Regions from separate parts of the Homo sapiens genome. Here region 1 is linked to region 2. A link is a contact called in ENCODE Hi-C or POLR2A ChIA-PET data. All regions are on one chromosome and are shown on one strand. Each heading gives the region's core, a stretch centred on a gene start or an enhancer-like site at or near the end of the contact. The rest is flanking DNA. Distances are from core to core; before and after follow the strand shown.

Evidence for each region. A loop is a pair of places that touch in the nucleus more often than their neighbours do. ChIA-PET counts read pairs that join two places held with the same protein, here RNA polymerase II (POLR2A). Pooled maps may share reads with other maps.
Region 1: a map of spleen shows a loop between it and region 2 (2.7-fold over the local background). The contact joins the enhancer-like site here to the promoter of SETBP1-DT in region 2. A Hi-C loop is called at or near these places in 14 of 168 maps with a recorded cell type or tissue (B cell, Calu3, MCF 10A and 9 more), 3 of 37 single-sample maps with no recorded cell type and 25 of 50 pooled maps. POLR2A ChIA-PET finds 5 or more read pairs at or near these places in 8 of 52 experiments (AG04449, PC-3, activated B cell and 4 more).

What each region holds. Positions count from the first base shown.
Region 1 is chr18:44,868,131-44,872,513 of GRCh38, reverse strand. It overlaps SETBP1 (SET binding protein 1), which reads right to left. Exons shown (of 6, transcript NM_015559.3): 3 at 3,231-3,284. Among named protein-coding and RNA genes, the nearest start is that of MIR4319, 100 kb to the left of the region's middle. Within about 2 kb of position 1,698, at least 2 of the 41 ENCODE cell types and tissues checked have a DNase peak (open chromatin) inside an H3K27ac peak, as active enhancers do.
Region 2 is chr18:44,677,915-44,682,624 of GRCh38, reverse strand. SETBP1-DT (SETBP1 divergent transcript) reads left to right here and starts at 2,753. Exons shown (of 2, transcript NR_187430.2): 1 at 2,753-3,009; 2 at 3,736-4,710. It overlaps SETBP1 (SET binding protein 1), which reads right to left and starts at 1,737. Exons shown (of 6, transcript NM_015559.3): 1 at 1,604-1,737. RefSeq lists silencers at 1,863-1,912, 2,053-2,302, 2,973-3,612.

The sequences.
Region 1 (4,383 bases), core at 449-2,948, 190 kb before region 2:
GGTACTAACAACTAGTGCAAGCATGGCTAGCTGCTGGATTTTCCAGTGTTGTGGAAAGCATGCAAACCAACAAAAAATAAGGTAACAAAAAAGCATATAAAATATTACCATTAAAAAAAAACAGATGTGTGTGTCTATGTAGAACAAAGATCGGAAGACTATACCCCAAAATGTCATTGTGTATGATTCTGAGGTGAAATGATAGGGTATTTTCTTTCTGATGGTTTTCTGTATATTCCAAATTTCTACAATGGACACTTACAACTTTTATATTAGAGGGAAAAAAGCATAAAAGAAAAATGCAGAGGAAAGCATATGGTTTTTGGGCTTTTACTAAAGAAAATTAGATGTCAGCTCTTATTCCTCTTAGGAATGCAGGGGACCAGACAGACAAAAGAAGTGAGGGTTCTCATTTCCAGTAACCCAAAGACTTAGAAAGGAGGGTACTCAAGTGTGTCTGTTGCTTCAAAAGGCAAGAACAGGATGTTAGAAGGTAAAAGGAGATGTGTTTGGAGGTAGAAGAGTCAGGGTGGGTTAGGTGTGAATTTCAGAAGCTTTTCCATCTGTGCCTTTAAAACTTGCTGAGAATAGTACCGCCTACCAGCACCAGGCCTGACTCTAGAAGAAGCTCTACCCTGTGGCCCGGAGGCCAGGCTCACCAGCCTCTGGGGAGATCACCACCTGCTAAAACACAATACCCTAGAAAACACGGGCTTTCAGGCTCAACCTGAAAAGTCATGTGTTTATTTCCAGGAATGAACATCGCATTTTTAGTAACCAATAACCATGGGGAGAAAGGTAGGTAATCACTTCCTTACCTTCCTCTTCTCTATCTGGAAGCAGAGAGAAGACAGAGACAAATCAACAGAAAAGCCAGCTCAATACAGTCACTACTCTACACACTTTCAAAATCATCAAAGATTTTGTAACTATCTTCCTTAAGAGTCTAAAGCAGGAACAGGCATCAAGAAAAACAAACAGAAAACCTCTACATTCAAGTGGTAAGTGGGCACCATGCAAAAGCTGAGAGGACAGATAGTTATCCCTGGGAGGGGTCCTCAGTGAGTCCCCTCCTGACAGTCAATGATGGGTCTTGGAGGGGAACACACCCATGCATTATTGTGTGGGACTCAGTTTCATCTGAAACCCAAAGAGAGAAGGGGAAAAATAACAACAGAAGCCAGCAGTTTGGTGCAGTGGGGCTGGAGGGGGCAGTGCAATGCCTGTGGACAGCTTTCTATTTCTGTTTTAAAAAGCACCCAAAAGGATGCTGTTGACCCGAGACACATCTGGGCCTTTCACTAGAGAATTAACTTTGATCTGGGCATTACACCCTGGCCACCAGTTTCCCAGGACTTCCTGGCCTCAAGAACAGGCATCCTGAGGAGTGAAAAATAGGCATTTATGTTTCTTGCCTCAGGGTGATGACACGCAAATGGAATAACATGGAAGGGCTGAACAGAACCAGAGGAGCGAGCCATCTGCACTGGAAGCTGTGGGGCTGGTTGTGGGGGAGGCTGGAAGCTGCCTTTCTAGGATAATGCCCTCAAATGTTATGCACGAACCTCAAATATAGCTAACTTCTCCTTCACTGGAAAGTTTGCTCTATTAGTTTAAATCTAATATCTAAAAGTGTAGGTCAACAAACACGGAGAGAACGTGTTCAGCTCCGAAGGAAACCATGCCAAAACCACGCGCACACACACAACTCCAATAAACTCAGTCTCTACCGGGTGTCCTTTTCAAGCAGTAAAACAGCACCACACAATTTCCTTTAATGTTATAAATTTTCAGATTAAAACAAAATATTTACCTGGAATTGCCACCATGTATGAGTGTAGGTGTGGAGGTGGGTGGGGTAGGCGGTAAATGTTGATTTTCTTTTGTTTTTGTTTCACATTCCCTTAGCCCAACTGGAAGTTTGTGTAAATATGTGAAAAAGTAATTAATTAAAGGTTTTCAGTGGTTGACAAAAAAGGCTTACTGGCCATCTCTGTCTAAAAACTCACTACTTTCCAGACAGGAGGATTAACAAGGTGAGATGACAACACCCCACACTGGTGTGCGAATCTATCTTTGATTCTCACCAACAGGGCCCTTGATTCTGTTAATTCTCTTCCTCTAGCCTCCCACTGTCACCTGTTCCTAGCTCTCTGTGTGATCTGGGGCCACTGTGCATCAGGACTGGGTCCTCAGGTTCCTCAGCAGTGAGAGGGTGCGCACAGGATGTGGCTCACATGGGAGAAGGGTAGGGAGGGTGCAGTGGGCTCCTGGATGTGAAACACCTTTAAAGAAGAAAACGTGCCCAAATACATGAAATTCCTGCAATTAGAAACATATTTGCTCGACCCCTGGAAGTTCGCTGCCGTTAGCTATAATTTATTTTCCCACAAAGGTACAGCACTGTGAGACCTTGAGGCAGGCACTGAGTTGAAGGGTGACAGAAAGTTTCATTTTGCAAGGGGGACAGCGGCAGGGGCCAAGTCCCTTAATGATCACCTTTGGATTGATCTTTCTTTATGTACATGTTCTAACTACACCAGGCTCTATGTGAGCACACAAGGGCTTTTGTATAGCTGAGATTTGTGTGTATGTGTCTTTGTGTGGACTCCTTTTCCAGAGACAGGCAGGATGATGTCCATTTTCACCCCTGCAAAAAAGTCTCCAGAAAGCCCTTGCCTACATCCTCACACAGTTTGCCCATAGTAACCTCCAAACACCACTCTGGCCAGAGATAACAGTGGCCCATTTCCTGACCAAGATCAGCAAACCTCAACTGTCTGCCTCTGCAGGAGTCTGAGATTAACTTGGCTATCAGGCCTTGACTAGGAGGCATTTGCCGCAAAGATTACAGACATGCGAGTGTCCTGTCCAAAAAGAGAGAAATGCAGGGGAGAACCCCAAACCCAACCCACCCTCTGCCGCCATTGGTTTAACCCTTTCCTAAGCTGAATCCCCAACACTTAACATTCCGAGCATCTTGATCTCTATATATTTTTCTCCTATAGAATATTAGGAACGAAAGAGCAGAAAGAGGTGGTTTTGTCCATGCTAGAATGAGAGGAGCTGGAGGAGGAGAGCAAGCCACCAGGTCATTGTCAGTTAGCTAGGGAAAGAAGCTAGAAATCCAAGGTTCGGGTTTCTGTCCTGGCCCCAAAGGTGCTTGTTGACAACCAAACTCTGGATCATTTTACTCTTCCAAACTTCTTAAAAGCATCAGTGGAACTTACCTGTGGCTGAAATCCTTTGAGGTCACTGGCTGCAAGGTCACTGGCTGTGAGGAGCTGCAAAAGAATAAAGAAATTTTCTCAGTGACACTTTTCAGTTTGCATACAGTATCCCCACGACAACTGACCAGCAATGGACTTACCATAGCCTGGATGAGAGCTACAGAAGTGGGATCGCAGAAGGCAAATGTGAGATTTCTGGACTGGGAATCTAGGCTCAATGGCCTTCCCACTTTGTGCTCCATCTCTGACTTCATCACTTCTCTCTTGCTGCTCTCTCTAAACTATTTCTATGTGCTATCAGTTCTTCAGAGGGTCTTAAATTAGGAACCATGGGCTATGGATGGCCTTCATCAGGTCCATGGCTCCCTGAAATTGTAAGTATGTGTGAATCTATAGATGTATATATTTCCTTAGAGAGATGGGCCCTGGCTTTCTTCCTGCTATCAAAGTGGTCTGTGATACAAGAATTACTGCTTCAGAGACAAAGGTCCATCTCCTCTAAGAGGGCTTTTCCTTCCTTCCTTCCTTCCTTCCTTCCTTCCTTCCTTCCTTCCTTCCTTCCTTCCTTCCTCCCTTCCTTCCGTCCTCTCTCTCTCTCTCTCTCTCTCTCTCTCTCGCTGGAGTACAGTGGCATGATCTTGGCTAACCACAACCTCCGTCTCCCAGGTTCAAGCAATTCTCCTGCCTCAGCCTCCCAAGTAGCTGGGATTACAGATGCCTGCCACCATGCCCGGCTAATTTTTGTATTTTTAGTAGAGACGAGGTCTCTCCATGTTGGTCAGACTGGTCTCGAACTCCTGACATCAGGTGATACGCCTGCCTTGGCCTCCCAAAGTGCTGGGATTACAGGTGTGAGCCACTGCACCCGACCATTTTTTCTTTCTTTTTTAAACAAACAAAAAAAAAATCAGCTCAGTAAAAATGACCCTCTCCTCTTTACAGCTACATGTGACTCAGTTTCCCTTTTTCATATGTTGCCTATGATTTTATACACTATTTAGGATTTTATACACTATTAGGATTTTATCATTTATACTTCAAACAATCATATACAACATAAAAGAATAAAAGTCAGTTATATGTACTTTCTGCACCTCTGTGTTTAATCAATATTAAAGACTAAAGTTACGGTTTTAAATATTTTTGCATCCTT
Region 2 (4,710 bases), core at 1,504-4,003:
ACAGGCAATGAGACTAAGCACAGGGGAAAACACAGCACCTCACCTTCACTCTGACACCTGGGAATCCCTCGTCAGAGCAAAAGAGCTCACGCCTCCCTCAGGGAGTTTAAGGATGGTAGAAGCCAGAGAAATCAGAAAAAAAGGGAGGGAGTGACCTGGGATGGTAAACTAGCTACATCTTAAAGTGCTACAAACTTTCTCCTCCCTCACACGCCCCTGTCTGGTTGGCTCCGCCTTCCCATCCCAGCTGGGGTGTGCAAAGGAAACTCTCCCCGGAATGCCCAGGTCTGGTCCAGTGTTGAAGATGTGGCCTGCACACAACACCGCCCTTCCTCTCCAAATACCTCTTCTCTACCCCATCCCCTTTCTCCCACGACACACACATGCTTTGCACGTGAAGATGAGTTTGGATGGGGCACAGGAGATATACCTATTTACTAAAGGAGGGTAAGAGATGGTGCCAAATCGGCAGATAGTTTTGGTGACAGTACAGAGACTTCAAGAAATTAGTTTTTAGTATAAATCTACAGAAAAAGAAGAAAAACAGGATGAAGAGTGAAGGAATGAAAAGAAAAAGAAGGAAAAAGATGTAAGAGAAAAACAATCAACGCCAGTGGACTCCAACTAAACTTTAAGGGGAAAGGTGTGGATAGTTGGCAGGAGGTGGGGGGAGTGTAGGGGCTGGAAGGGAAAGGTATCTGCTGTAGAATTCCAGAATAAACTGCCCTTTTGGAGGAGAGTTTCTGCAGGGATAAAGAGACACACAAATTGCCCTTTTAGCGTTAGATGTCAACCGTGAGATTATCAGGACAGTTTATTTGAAACGGAAACGAATCGGAAATCCTTCCCACAACAGTCCTTTTAGACAGATACACACCCTGAGAATCCAACACAGACACACATAAAGAATAAATGCAGCATTAGGGGGCAATAAGAACTCCCCTTCCACACTCTCAATACCTCTAGCCTCATCTATTTCCAATTGCACAACTTTCAATCTCCAATGAAAATATTTCCAGTTGGATCCGATTTCAGACTTGTAGTAAGCGGTCTGGATGGGGGGGCGGGGGGAATAGGTGCTGTACTGTGCAGGGGAGGGGGGCTGGAAGACAGTATTTCGGCAGTTAACTTATTTTTTTAGAACCAGCATGCTCTACCGATCAGAAATTGCTATTACCCAACAATGCTTCCATCACAAACAGACACTGAAAACAGCATCCCCGTTATCACCATCTTGCCAAAGATCTGCCCGGTCCAGTTTACCTGACTTTGTCCCTGCGGAACTTCTCAGACAGTATTTCGGTCAAAGAGATAATGGTTTGGAAGACAAAAACAATAAATCGATACCGAAGGGTTCCCTTTCCGGAGTGATTTCCCACTGGAAACCACCGAACGGGGAAGCCTGCCGTTCATTCCCAAGCCCACGGCTCCTCTAGAAACGCACACAATGCGTGCTTTCAAAAAGGCATTCGTCTGCTTTTAAGGGAATTCCTATCTTTTCAGAGTCCCAAAACCAGAGAGCACAAGAAAGAGACTCAAATCCATTGATTAAGATTTTTAAGAAAAAGACTAACACACAGGCACAACACAAGCACACACCAACCTTCGCCGGCTGGACCACTTCTTGCCTGTTCTTCTTTCTATTAACGACACGTTAGATTCTGATACATTCCCCCCCCAAAAAAATCCAACTAGGTTACAATGTAGCTCTCTAGCTCCACTTAACCTGCAAGTTACAAAGAGAGAAAAAAAAAATCCTGCCTTCCCACCCCTTTCCTTACCCCCTCCCCCTCCCGAGTCCACTCCACCAACGCCAAACCCGCCAGCCCCGCCAGCCGGCTGCAGGACCGAGGGAGGGTGCAAAAGGCGGGGGGCGGAGGGGGGGTAGATCAGATTAGGCGAAACTCAATAAGCTCCCAGCCCTCCAGCCCAAAGCTTCCACCATCGCCGCCACCAACGAGCCACTCCAATTGAGCCAGCATCGCCGCCCACCCGCCGGCCCGCCGGAATCGCGCCCATCTCCTGCAACCTCGCCCGGACCGGCATCCCGCCCCCTCGGCCCGGTCTCCCCCTTCCCGCCGGGTGCAAAGTCAAAGACCCAGCAAGGCGACGTGAACTTTTGCATGCAGGGCACACACGTCGCCCCCGGTTCCGGGAGTGCGGGGGCCCGCGGCGCGGAGGGAGGCTGGGCGCCCGGGCTCCCGGGCCAAGGTCGCCGCGCGTGCTCACCCATGTCCCGGCGGCTCCGGCTCCGCTGGCCCCGGCGCTCGCTCAGATCCCGGCTCCCGTCGCTCGCCCGAGCCCCCAAAGGTGCTGCTGCGGCAACTCCATGGCGATGAGCATCTGTCAAACGGCGAGCCGCGAGCTGGCCGCCCTAGCTCGGGGGGCGCCGGGGCCCCCGGGCGCGCGGAGGCGGCGGCGAGCGGCGGGCGCCCCGGCCGGCCCCGCGCTTCCCGCCCGACTCTGCCGCCTCCGCCGCGCCACCGATTTATGGAGAGAGATATCAAGGGGGAAAATGGCGTCTCCGGAGCCCGAGGAGTCCTGGAGTAATCACATTCACACACACACGCCCGCACGCACACACACTCGCACACACTGGCACACAGGCGCGCGGCGAGCCCTGCTAATTTTAGCAGGAGCCAAAAAAAATTTTATATATATATATATATATATATATATATATATATCCCCGTCTCTCCGATCAATGCTTTTTCTTTTTTTGCTTTTTTTTTTTTTTTTTTTTTTTTTTTTGCTTTTCTTCAAAGGATGGGTTGGAGCGTTAAAAAATGTTGGTGGGTTTGGGCTCGCAGGAGGCGGCGCGCGGAGGGCGAGGGCGCTTTTGCTGAGCTGTGCAGTTCGGTCCGCTGAGCCCGGCGGCCCTGCCCGCCCGCTCGTCCGCCCGCGGTCGCTAGTGTTGCCGCCGCCGCCGCCGCCGCCGCCGCTGCTGCTCCATGGCCGCGCCCGCCCCGCGCCCCCGCCGCGTCCCGTCGCCGCCCGCCCGCGTCCCCGGTGAGCGCTGGAGTGGGGTCGGGCCCGTGTGCCTGCCTCCCGCGCCCTCTCCGAATCCCGGACTCCTAGTGAAAGGAAGGGGGAGGGCGCGGGCGCGGAAGGGAGGTGGATCGGAGCGGCAGCGCGGCCCAGCCGAACGGGTACCGACCGTCACCCCGCGATCTTCCTCGCAGGGGGCGCCGGCGCCCAAGCTGCTCGCCCGGAGGGCCCAGAGCCGCTTCCCAGACCAGAGCCGGGGGAGGCGCAGCCAGTAGCGAGCCCTGAGCGACCTCTCTCCCCACTCGCCCCCCTGCCCCAGTGAATTTCTGTCAGTTGAAGGGAGCGGGGCTCTTGCCCGGGGAAAAGGAAAACAGTTCGTGGCCTGGGATCTGGGACCCCTTGCCGCCCCCAGCGCCCCTCCCGCTCCCCGGCGCCCTTGCGGCCCAGTGGCTCCTGCGCGCCGGAGTCCGCCGCGAAGACTGAGCGGCCGCGGGGATCGCCGCGGGCTCCGCGCGTATTCCTGGGCTCAACACTGCCACTATCTGACACAACAGGAGCAGTGTCGGGGGGGTACTGCGCGCCCAGACGTGAGCTGTGATAGGCTCTCGAAACTGGGCGCATTTTTTTTTTAACCTGGTAATTATATTTCACTTTCAGGGTTTTTTTAAATTATTATTATTATTTTATTGTTGTTGTTAAGCGACTTGTATGCATTCAGATCTCATGTGCATTTTCTCGTTATTCAAGAGAATTGGACACTTGATGAAGGGAAGGACACGGAGAGATGACAAACGCAGACTGGCATGCAGTTGTTTTCAGGGTGGGAAGAACAAAGTGGAATGTCTTCAGTTCTTACAAAATATGGTGGCATTTGTAATCTCTGAGTTTTTGTATTTGGCCTACAAAGGGGGTCTTTTCAGGGAAACACGAATGGAACCCTTCAGAGACATGTCTACATTGTAAAACAATATAGGATAGATACGGATTCGGGAAGGTCTGCAAATGGTTCCGCTCAAAGAACTTGGGGTAAAGTTGACCGAGGACTCGGATTCTGAGAGGACTCCTATCACGTTCTTCATGAGAGTTTTAGGCTATTTGGACTGAGGAATGATTTGGAGGTACGTCGGGGGCATTCCCTCACTGAGGCCATCAGTGGCTGCCTCCCTGCATTGGCTGCTGGTTTGAGTTCCTTCACAGAACTTCTTCGTCAAGTTTTTCATAGGAACGCTGCAGTGAAGTGGAGTGAAAGAGACTGGGGATTGAAGGGTGAACCCCTTCCAGCCCCAATCCCATCCCGATTCCTGTCTGGATGCAGATTCAGTCTGACTCAGAACGGATAGTTCACCCTTTTACTGATCCAAGTGCTCTGTCCTCTTTTTTTCAGAGGAATGTTCTGACTGGCTACAAACTTTTCTTCTGTCACTGCAGGACCTCCCGTGGAGCAATTTTCGATAGGTCTTCTACTATGCTTTTTTACCGCGTCATTGTTATTGCTGAGAAAATAATGCTTAGTTAGGAAAAAAAATAGCAGAGCATATGAGCTGATGATAGAAGTAGAGATCAAGGCACAGAATACAATATCAAAACAACTATTCTCTGTAATCAAATGACCTTTCTCATTTGCTTGTACACCCAGATTTCTGAAATCCTACACCAAAGTCCACAGAGAACTAAGATAGCATGTGGCCTATTCCCCGCGCTTTTCCAGTGGAGAAAGTAGCC